Regions from separate parts of the Homo sapiens genome. Here region 1 is linked to region 2. The links are chromatin contacts, found by Hi-C or POLR2A ChIA-PET in ENCODE. All regions are on one chromosome and are shown on one strand. The core of a region is the stretch at or near the end of the contact, and the rest is flanking DNA. Distances in the headings are between cores, read along the strand shown.

What was found. Hi-C counts contacts between places; a loop is a spot of excess contacts on that map. ChIA-PET counts read pairs that join two places held with the same protein, here RNA polymerase II (POLR2A). Pooled maps may share reads with other maps.
Region 1: a loop to region 2 is called in a map of sigmoid colon, with 4 times the contacts of the local background. The contact joins two enhancer-like sites. A Hi-C loop is called at or near these places in 1 of 168 maps with a recorded cell type or tissue (sigmoid colon) and 5 of 50 pooled maps. POLR2A ChIA-PET finds 5 or more read pairs at or near these places in 1 of 52 experiments (activated naive CD4-positive, alpha-beta T cell).

The regions. Positions count from the first base shown.
Region 1 is chrX:23,431,489-23,436,587 of GRCh38, reverse strand. No RefSeq gene overlaps it. Among named protein-coding and RNA genes, the nearest start is that of PTCHD1, 99 kb to the right of the region's middle. Within about 2 kb of position 2,052, at least 6 of the 41 ENCODE cell types and tissues checked have a DNase peak (open chromatin) inside an H3K27ac peak, as active enhancers do.
Region 2 is chrX:22,134,090-22,139,259 of GRCh38, reverse strand. All of the region lies in intron 12 of PHEX (phosphate regulating endopeptidase X-linked), which reads right to left. Among named protein-coding and RNA genes, the nearest start is that of PHEX-AS1, 36 kb to the left of the region's middle. Within about 2 kb of position 2,884, at least 12 of the 41 ENCODE cell types and tissues checked have a DNase peak (open chromatin) inside an H3K27ac peak, as active enhancers do.

The DNA.
Region 1 (5,099 bases), core at 803-3,302, 1.3 Mb before region 2:
TTTGGTCAGAACCATTTAACCCAGCTTTAGGAAGTTGCAAACTTTCCCTCATCTTCCTGTCTTTTTCTGAGCCCTCCAAAGTTTCCAGCCTCTGCCTATTACCCAGTTCCAAAGTTGCTTCCACATTTTAGGTATCTTTATAGCAATGGCCAACTGCTTGGTAGCAATTCCTTGTATTAGTCATTGCATTGCTATAAAGAAATACCTGAGTCTGAGTAATGTACAAACAGGTTCATTTTTATTTATTTATTTATTTAGAGACAGGTTCTTATTATGTTGCCCAGGCTGGTCTCGAATTCCTGGGCTCAAGTGATCCTCCCACCTTGGCCTTCCAAAGTGCTGGGATTAAAGGCATGAGCCACTATGCCTGGCCAGCAAAAAGGTTTAATTGGCTCATGGTTCAGCAGGCTTTACAGGAAACATGGTGCTGGCATCTGCTCAGCTTCTTGTGAAGACTTAGGGAGCTTTCAATCATGGTAGAAGGTGAAGGAGGAATAGGTACATCAAATGGTTAAAGCAGGAGCAAGGGAGAGAGAGTTGGGGGGAGGTGCCACACACTTTTTAACAATCAGATCTCATGTGAAGTCAGAGTGAGAGCTCACTTATCACCAAGGAGATGGCCCAAGCCATTCATGAGGGATCTGGCCCCATGATCCAAACACCTCCCATCAAGCCTCAACTCCAACACTGGGGATTACATTTCAACATGAGATTTAGGCAGGGAGAAATATCCAAACTATATCAGTGTTGTAATCTAAGTTTTTGGTCTCTACACCTGTATCTGCATTAGGGGGCACCCCAAGCCCAGTAATGCTATGGCTTGTATAGACTTGGAGAGGTACTGCCTTGATCGGCTTGGATAAGATCTAGAAGAAATCTCTGGATTACCAGGCAGAGTTATTCCTAAACAGTCTCTTTCTCTGTGCTGAGCTGCCTGGAGTTGGGACAGTGGTGATAGACGCACTCCTGTGGTCACCACCACTGGGACTGTACTGAGGCCATATCTGAAGCTAGCTCGGTACTGGATCTTGTCTAAGATCTACTGTAACCACTGCCTGGCTACTGCCTATGTTTCCTCAACATCCTAAGGTTCTACAGTCAGCAAGTGGCAAAGCCAGCCAGGCTCGTGTCCTTCCATTCAGTGTTGCAAGTTCTCCCTAGCCCCAGACAGGCCCACAGATGCCATCTGGGAGCCAGGGCCTGGAATCAGAAACCTCAGGAATCTATCTATGGCTCTGTTCTTCTGTATCTGAGCTGGCACTTAAGCCACAAGACAAAGTCCTTCTCACTCTTCTCTCCTCTTTGCACAAGTAGAATCATCTCTTCCTATGGTTACCACTGCCCCAGGGCCACTGCAAGTACTGTGTAGCTACTGCTAATGTTTACTCAAGGCCCAAGTGCTTTTTAGTCAGCTTTTGGTGAATGCTGTCAGGCCTGGGACTCTCCCTTCAGGACAGTGGGTTCCCCTCTGGCCCAGGGCAAATGCAGAAATGTTGTCTAAGAGTCAAGGCCTGGAATCAGGGACCCCCAGAGTCCACTTGGTACTCTACCCCACGGCAACTGAGCTGGTACCCAACCTGCAAAGCAAAGGCCCCTTTACTTTTCCCTTTCATTTTCTCAAGCAGAAGAAGTTTCTTTGCTTAGCCACCACAGCTATGAAAGTGCTGGGTTATCCCTGAAGCCAGCATGTCTGAGTCTTATCCCAGGCCCATGGTGAATACTACAATGGCTCTTTAGTCAGCAGGCGATTAATCCTGCCAGGACTGCGTCCCTTCCTTCAAGGCAGTGGTTTTCCTTCTGGCCATGGGTGTGTGTAGAAATATCATCCCGGAGCTAGGGCTTAGAATGGGTGTATTGGAACTCTTCCCAATATCTTATCTTACTGTGGCTGAGCTGGTGTCCAAGGTTCAAGACAAAGTCCTCTTTATTCTTCCTTCTCCTCTCTTTGAGAAGGAGAAGGAAAGAGTTTTTCCCAGAGCTGTGAGCTGTGCTGCCTGGGGTTGAGGGAAGGGTGACACAAGCACTCCCTTGGCTGCCCTGGCTGATGTCTCAAGTCCACTGGCTGCAAGCCCAGCACTGCAGCAGGACTTGGCCAAGACTTGCAGTCCTTTGTGGCTTGGATTGCTTCTCAACTTTATTTAGTACCCCAGAGCATTTTAGTTGGAGCACTGAACTGCTGCTTGCCAGAACTCAGGTTTTGACCACTGGGATGGATATTTCTCCTCTGGCTAGGCCTCGCATAAATGCTCCCTCTGTGGATGCTGGCTGAATTCTGCCCTGCGTTGCTTTCCATGGTGACAGAGCAGCCCTGAGTTTCAATGCAAAGTCCCACAGTCATGTGCTCTCCCTCCTGCAAGTGCACAGATTCTCTCTTAATACCACAATGCCACTGCTAGGGGATGGGGGAGTGGTGGCATCGAGTGGTGGCAATTCAAGACTGCCTTTCCTACCCTCTTCAGTGCCTGTTTCTGTTTTATGAAATTAAAGCCAGGTACCTTGATTGCTTACCTGATTTTTGGTTCTTATGAAGGTGCTTTTTTTCTTACAAAGGTGTGGATAGTTGTTCTATTTGGTGTTCCTGTAGGGAGGATGATCATTGAAGGCTTCTGTTCAACCATCTTGCTCCTCCTTGAGTCCCAAATCTTATTAGTCTTGAGGTGTGGGTAGATGGTGTATTCTAGGACTAACAGGTCAGTGATGACCATTTAGCATGGCTAGTGTATAGCAGGCATGGAAGGAGGTGGTGTAAGTTGAGGTTGAATAGGCAGGCCAGACAGACTATAAAGTTTTGATTTTATAGGCAATGGTACATCACTCAAAGGTTTTTGCACAGAAGAGGTGTGATGGGCATGTAACTGGGAGGGAGCTAGGAGAAGACCCAGGAGTGAGTCAGCCATGGTGGGTCAATTCGAGTTTATTGCAGTAATATGGATGAGGCATCATACAGACCTAAACAAAGGCTAGGGTGGAGGGATAAGAAAGAGAGTGTATCACAATTCATGAGGCATTTCCAGTGGTTCACTGGAGCTAGCTTGTACTAGCTTGTGAGAGCTGATTCTTTACTTGTCTTCCAAATTTCATGATCAGTGTTTTCATATTAGTAGCTTAAAATTGTCTATTGTGTGAACATTTACGCTATGGAAATTGGCAAACATTGCAAATAAAGACTTTAGTTCCTTTTTCTGGAAAGCCATTTTACTAGCATACCACTATATTTAACCTCTGTTTATAGGTCATTCCACTTCGAAAGCCTTACCTTATTGCTAAACCTGGATAACGTTCATCTTTTGTGTGCCCTCATAGCATTCTACTCCTTCCACATTGTAATACTCAACACTCTATATTTTGTTTTATAAAAAATACTTTAAATTTTTATTTTAGATTCAAGGGGTACATGTGCAGGTTTGTTACATGGGTATGTTGTCTGATGTTGAGGTTTGGCACAGCAGCCTATTGCTGCCACCACTGGTGCCTGAAGACTGGCCTACCTGGCATCCTACTACCCAGCAAAACTTCACTATAGCCTCCACTAATAAGAGCACACTAAGCCCCTGAGGAAACATAATACCTGATAGGTAGTTTTTCAACCCTTATCCCCTCCCTCCCTCCCCCAGTCTGGAATTTTCAGTGCTTATGATTCCCATCTTTGTGTCCATGTGTACCCAATGCTTAGCTCCCACTCACTTATAATGAGAACATGCAGTATTTGGTTTTCTTTTCCTACATTAATTTACTTTGAGTAATGGCCTCCAGTTGCATCCATGTTGCTGCAAAAGACGTGATTTTATTCTTTTTTTATGGTTGTATAGTATATCATGTTGTGTATGTACCACATTTTCTTTATCCAGTTCACCATTGATGGGCACCTGGGTTGCTTCCATGTCTTTGCTATTGTGAATACTATTGTAATAAACATATGAGTGCAGGTGTCTTTTTGGTAGAATGATTTATTTTTCTCTGGGTATATACCAAGTAGTAGGACTGCTGTGTCAAATGGTAATTCCTTTTTTTTGTTGTTGTTGTTCTTTAAGAAATCTCCAAACTACTTTCCACAGGGGCTGAACTAATTTGCATTCCCACCAACAGTGTATAAGTGCTCCCTTTTCTCCTAAACCTTGCCAACATCTGTTGTTTTTTTACTTTTCTTCTTTTTGTTTTTTCTGAGACGGAGTCTTATTCTGTCACCCAGACTGGAGTGCAGTGGTGCGATCTCGGCTCACTGCAACCTTCGCCTCCTGGGTTCAAGCGATTCTCCTGCCTCAGCCTCCTGAGTAGCTGGGACAACAGGTGGATGCCTTTACACCTGGCTAATTTTGGTATTTTTAATAGGGACCGGATTTCACCATGTTGGCCAGGCTGGTCTCGAACTCCTGACCTCAAATGATCTGCCCGCCTCGGCCTCCCAAAGTGCTGGGATTACAGGCGTGAGCCCCATGCCCAGCCTTTTTTACTTTTTAATAACAGCCATTGTGACTGGTGTGAGATGGTATTTCATTGTGGTTTTGATTTCCATTTCTCTGACGATTAGTGATTTTGAATGTCTAAGTCAATGTGTAGAAGAGTTTTTCCTAGGTTTTCTTCTAGGATTTTTATAGTTTGAGCACTCTGTTTTGATAACCTGTTTGCTTATTTGCATGTTATGCTGAATTGTAAGCTTTGTGATGGCAACAACACGTCTACCATGTTAACGATATCGCTGTGCTTATTACATAAATAATTGTTCAAAAATATTTAGTGATTGTCTGAATGGATAATGTTTTATCCCAATAGTTCGTGTGGCCGATATTCATCTACGGCAATTCCAGAAATAGTGTATTTATGTGATCCATACTTTTTCTTCTTTAGGATCATTTGCATATTGAAATTACATTGCAATTATCAGAAAAGCCACACATACCCTCAGCTCTTGAAGGAGAACAGGAAGAATAGAATATTTCTCTGATTATAACATAAAGGAAATGTTTTAAGAGATAAATTATTTAATTTTTCTTCTATGTAGATATGAAGAATGTAGTTTTCTTTACATATTAAGTATAGCATGAGAAAGAAGAAATTTTTGAATATCTCAGCCTGTGTTTTAGAAAAGTACCTCTTCATTC
Region 2 (5,170 bases), core at 1,635-4,134:
GGACCAAACGGCTGACAACTTGGGGAGCCTTTCTCATGCTCCAGGCATTCTTATAAGTACTTTAGGCACAGTGGCTCTTTTAATCCTCATAACAAATCTTCTGAGACAGGGACCAATCTCCCCAGTTTATGGATGTGAAAACTGAGGGTGGAAGAAGTTAAGTAATTTCCAAAGGGTCATACAGTCAATAAGGTGTAGAAGTTGGCTTGGAAACTAGGCAGTCTCTCACCTGTCTATACTCCTGACCTCTATACCATACTTCCTGTTGAGGCCAGTGAGAGGAAAGAGATACAAGTATGAAGGCCGCCATCTTGGCCTGCATGTGTGTGAGAGAGACATAGAGCCAAAGAGAAGGGACAAGCTCGGGAAGGTGGCACATGGGAGGGAGCCACAGCCCGCGGTTTCCATGCTGGTCTACCAGTCACTGTCCCTGGTGAGCCCTGGAGTGGATGCCAGACGCAGGGTGACTGCATTCTTGAGCGGTTATGCAAATGTGCTAGAATCTGTAACTGGAAAGGGCAGGAGACAGTTTGATGAAAGCCCTTCTGTTTCTTTTCTCCTACGAAACAATTTAAAATGCACAGTGAGGTGAAGCAGGAGTGAAGGTATCAAGGGGAAGTGACAGCCAGATGCAGAGTTGGGATTAGTAAGGAAGGAAGAGGAAGACTTGCCACAAGGCTGCAAGACAGGGTGTGGGAACACCACAGAGGAAGAGAGAAAGGGGCAGAGTAGGCACTTCCCAAGTAAGGCACCCTCACATGTCATGTTTGAGCTCCCCTAGACTCCCAGGACCCCTTTCGTCTCCATCACGTTACCTAACACTTCTCCTGGTCTGCCCTGCATCCATGGCCTCCTGTTCTCTCCTAGGAGCCTGAAGGCCCCCGCAGAAAAGGGACTGTGGCTGCTCATCTCTGAGTCCGAATCCCGGCTCAGCACCTGGCATGCTGTTGGTGTGCTAGAAATGTTTGTGGCATTGAGTCTGCTGAAGCAGTGCTAGCAACCAGACTCGGTGAAATGTGCTGTTGCCTTACAGGCAAGGAAGCACTGGGAAAGCGTATACCCCCAGGGGCTGTGTCCTAGTTGGGAATCCCCCAGAAACAGACTCTAAGACAAGGATTCAAGTGCGAGCAGTTCATTTGGGCAGCAAAAGAAACACTGGTAGGAGAAAGAGGAAATATGTAGAGAAAGAAAGGCAGTCAGCAACGAGTATCTTAGCTAGTATAATAGCTCTAGCCCATTGGAAAAGCTCCCAGAGCCCATGTGGAACACGCACTAGAGGGATGAGGGAGCGGGGGCCACACACAGCAACTCCCATCAACTGTTGGGTGAGGACTTCTGAGGAAGGTGTGGTCATTCCCCGTCCTTTGGGCCCTCTTTATGAGTAGCAAAGCAGGCTGTAGCAGGGAGAGAATGCTCTTGGCCAAAATGCAGGAGGCTGCAGTTGGAAGTCAGGCAGGTGTGCTGTGAAGTGGTAAGGACAAGACAGGGGTTCCCAACCCTTTTCACGCAGCAGAATCACCAGGTAAAACACAAGGCACTGAGCCCTACTCCCAGAGCTCAGCAGGTGGGGATGTGAAAATTTGCATCTCTAATGAGTTCCCAGGGACCACTGCTGCTACTGGTCTGGAACCACACCTTGAGAACCACCAGGCTCCGGATATAAGCAGAGCCCTGACCGCATACCTGGGAGAAGTCCAGTACCTAGGCCTGGTAGAGCTTAGAGACAAAGCCAAAGAAGTGGGCTACACCTCTGTTTCGCCCTCTGCAAGAAAACTCTCACCACCTCACTCAAAGCCTGTGTGTGAGAGTCACATGCCAATAAATTTAGGACCATTCAGCCGACTTCTCTGCACCTGCTGTGGCCAAGGTTAAGGCCACTCCCTCAGAGCATCATTAGGATGCCACCTCCCTGTGAGTCCCATCCTGCTATTTTTCTTTGGATGTGACCTGACAAACTTAGGTCCCAGGGGCAAAGAGCACAAACAAACAAATAATTCCGAAGGGATCCAGCTTTTTGGCTATATAGTCAAATCCAGCTGGAGATAAGCCAAGCTCAGGAAGTTGCTCCTCCTGATCTGACGCTCTCCTGCCAGGTCTCAGTCAGAATCCTGATGTAGCGACCTTGAGATCCTCCTCTTCTACTCTGGCAAGGGCAAATCCTCCAGAAGACACCCCTAAAATCATTATTTTATCACCTGACACTCATTCAACAGCTGTGGTCACCAGAAAAATAACAGATGCCCTGTCCTTTGCTGCTTATTTACAATAAGAGCACATGCTTGCAGGGAACAGAGAATCCTAAACAAAAAGCGGTGCTTATTTCACGATACTAAATTTCCACTTGAAACCTACACCATCAGTTTCACAATACAAAAACTACTCGTGACCTCTTAAGAGATGAGCAGGAAAAGGCAGGGAGACAGAGAAAACAAATTTACCCTTCACGGGAGCAGAGGCATCCTCATTTATCTTTTACAGTGAACACCCCTAGCAAAGAGTACAACAAAGCCACATCCACACACTTCCATTTTGAGACGAGGTCATTGCTACAAAAGCCAAGGTATTAGGCCTCAGAACACTGCAGCTTTCTGTACCTGCCCGGTTCAGGAGGTCGGTCACTATGGAATGCTGAGGTTAACACTTCTTAGGAGGCTCTGTAATTAGCTGCGGTCCAGAGCTTCATGGTGAGGGAAAGAAAAGCTTCTCCCTTTCACAAATCAGAACATTTTTCCAGCTTTCCCAATGGGTTGCCAAGTGACTCAGCATTGGCCCAGTGTGGGCACTATTATTGATGAGAAATCTTCCGCCTGGGTGATACACTGCATACAACACATGCCCAAAGAACAGTGCCAAGTCATACCAGGAAGAGCAGGCGAGTTATTCACCTCCACTTCAAATGCAGGCAAATCCTTTCTTAATGCAGGGGCTACTCAGTATCAGAAAGACAAAACCCTAAGATAGTGGGAGATTTCCATCTAAGATTCAAGGAATTATTAGGCAAAGTCTCTCCTTTCTTGTTGACTATTAAAAGGCAATCAAATCGAGGACAGCAGAGAAAAAGGGCAAGAAATTTTTTTTTTTTCAAAAACAACGCCGGAGTAGAAAGCTGCATAAAAGCTTTCAACGCCGCTAGTGTTCTTTGTGAGTACCACGAGCTCCACCCAGAGGTCATTTTAAGAACTGCATGTTCATTTAATTTTGAGGGGAAAAAAAAAAAAAAAATTTACATCTTCTGGGGTCCAGGAAAGGACCCACTTCAAAGAACTGCTGAAATTGCTTCAACAACATCCATCTTTCTTGCATTTCGTTAAAGAAACTTCTCTGAACTCTGAAATGCAAGATACAGTCGGGGAACTTTGTGAGATCCAATTTGCCTTTGATATTTGTACCTGTCGTGGAACTAGCAGAGTTCCTGGCAGGTTGAACTCAGCTCAAAGAAAGCAGAGTGTTCAAAGAACGCTTTTAGAAGAAAAACTGACAGCTCTCATTGAAATAAAATAGAAGACTGGAGAGCAACTCGGGAGGCAAACAGGAACATGTCTAATATTAGAAGAACTGAGAATAGTCCTGCTTCAAGAAGGACCCATGGGCCACTTGCCGAGAAGGGCCAACTGTGAGGCACCCACTCCCTTATGCCACTCAGAAGAGCTCCCTGAGGCAACTGCAATCCACACTGCTCAAAGAACTGACTGCACTTCCCAGAACATTCCCCTGGCATCCAGCTATTCATAACACATTACCCCCAACACCTATACATACACACACACTCCACCCCACCCTCCACCCTGGTGGTCCTGTACTAATTCATGCAAGCACCTCTTCGGTTCATGTGGGGTCAGGCGAGGATAAAGAGCCCTTAATACACTAAGCGCTCAACTGCCCAGGGCAAGACACATCCTGTTCCACATACCACAAGCTAGCTCAGCAAATAAATGAAGCCTTCATAAAACAACAATATGTTGGTGTTGAAAGTTGTCTACCATCTGGAGAGTTTCCCATCACAGCCCATGTGCTCTTGCCTTCATCAGCCTGTGCCTTATGTGACTGAGGACAGCTTTGACAGATTTTTGAAGGGGAAACAAAAAATCAAACCTACTCTTTGTCTTCCTCCAACGCTGCCTTGCCACCCACCATCCCAGTTCTTCCTTCATTATAAACACTGAACAAACGCCTTTTCACATCTACTGACAAAAGTATCTATGGCAATGTTTATCCATCTCCAGTACCATGAGTTTAAAGCACTAGAAAATATCCTTGCTAAAACTCTACGTGTTCTCATTTCAACAAGGTTAAGCATTCCCAGAACGCTGAGGCAAAAATATTTGTGCTCAGTATGACTCAGTATGACTCCAGGCAGTGTTTCCCCAGACCTGCCTAGTGATAACAATCACCCGGAGACTGGCTAAAGTGACAGCTGTTCAGCCTGCATCCATGATCCATTAACCCAGGCCTTGCTGGGAAGGGGCCCAGAAAGCCAGAGCGTCCAGGCAACCCAGGTGATTGTTATACTCAGGAAGCTTTCAAAAATACCTCTAGATACAAGAAATGCTCAGCTGCAGAGAAGCATCCATCAAGAGTCTAGCAGGTATGCTCCACCCACTTGAATTCCAGCTCTATCAGAATCTCTGGAATTCAAAATGGATCCCATTCATTCATTCATTTATTCAGAGATGGAGTCTCGCTCTGTCACCCAGGCTGGAGTGCAGTGGCACGATCTCAACTCACTGCAACCTCCGCCTCCCAGGCTCAAGCGATTCTCCTGCCTCAGCCTCCCGAGTAGCTGGGACTACAGATGCATGCCACCACACCCGACTAATTTTTTTGTATTTTTAGCAGAGATGGGGTTTTGCCATGTTGGCCAGGCTGATCTCAAACTCCTGACCTCAAGTGATCCACCTGCCTCAGCCTCCCAAAGTCCTGGTATTACAGGCGTGAGCCACTGCACCCAGCCCGTTTTCTACTTTTAAACAGCATGGCTGTCAATACTTTTCTCCTTTGTTCCCTTATCGTGTCGCATAGTATCAGAAAATTTTACAAGGCCCAGCAAGTGTCCACTTCTATTAGGAAATACGTTTGTAGTCCTAAGCAATGGTAGAACACTGGTCTGCAGTTTATCAGTATACTATTTGGGTCATTTGTGCCAAATGATGGGTCGGGAAGGAGATATGCT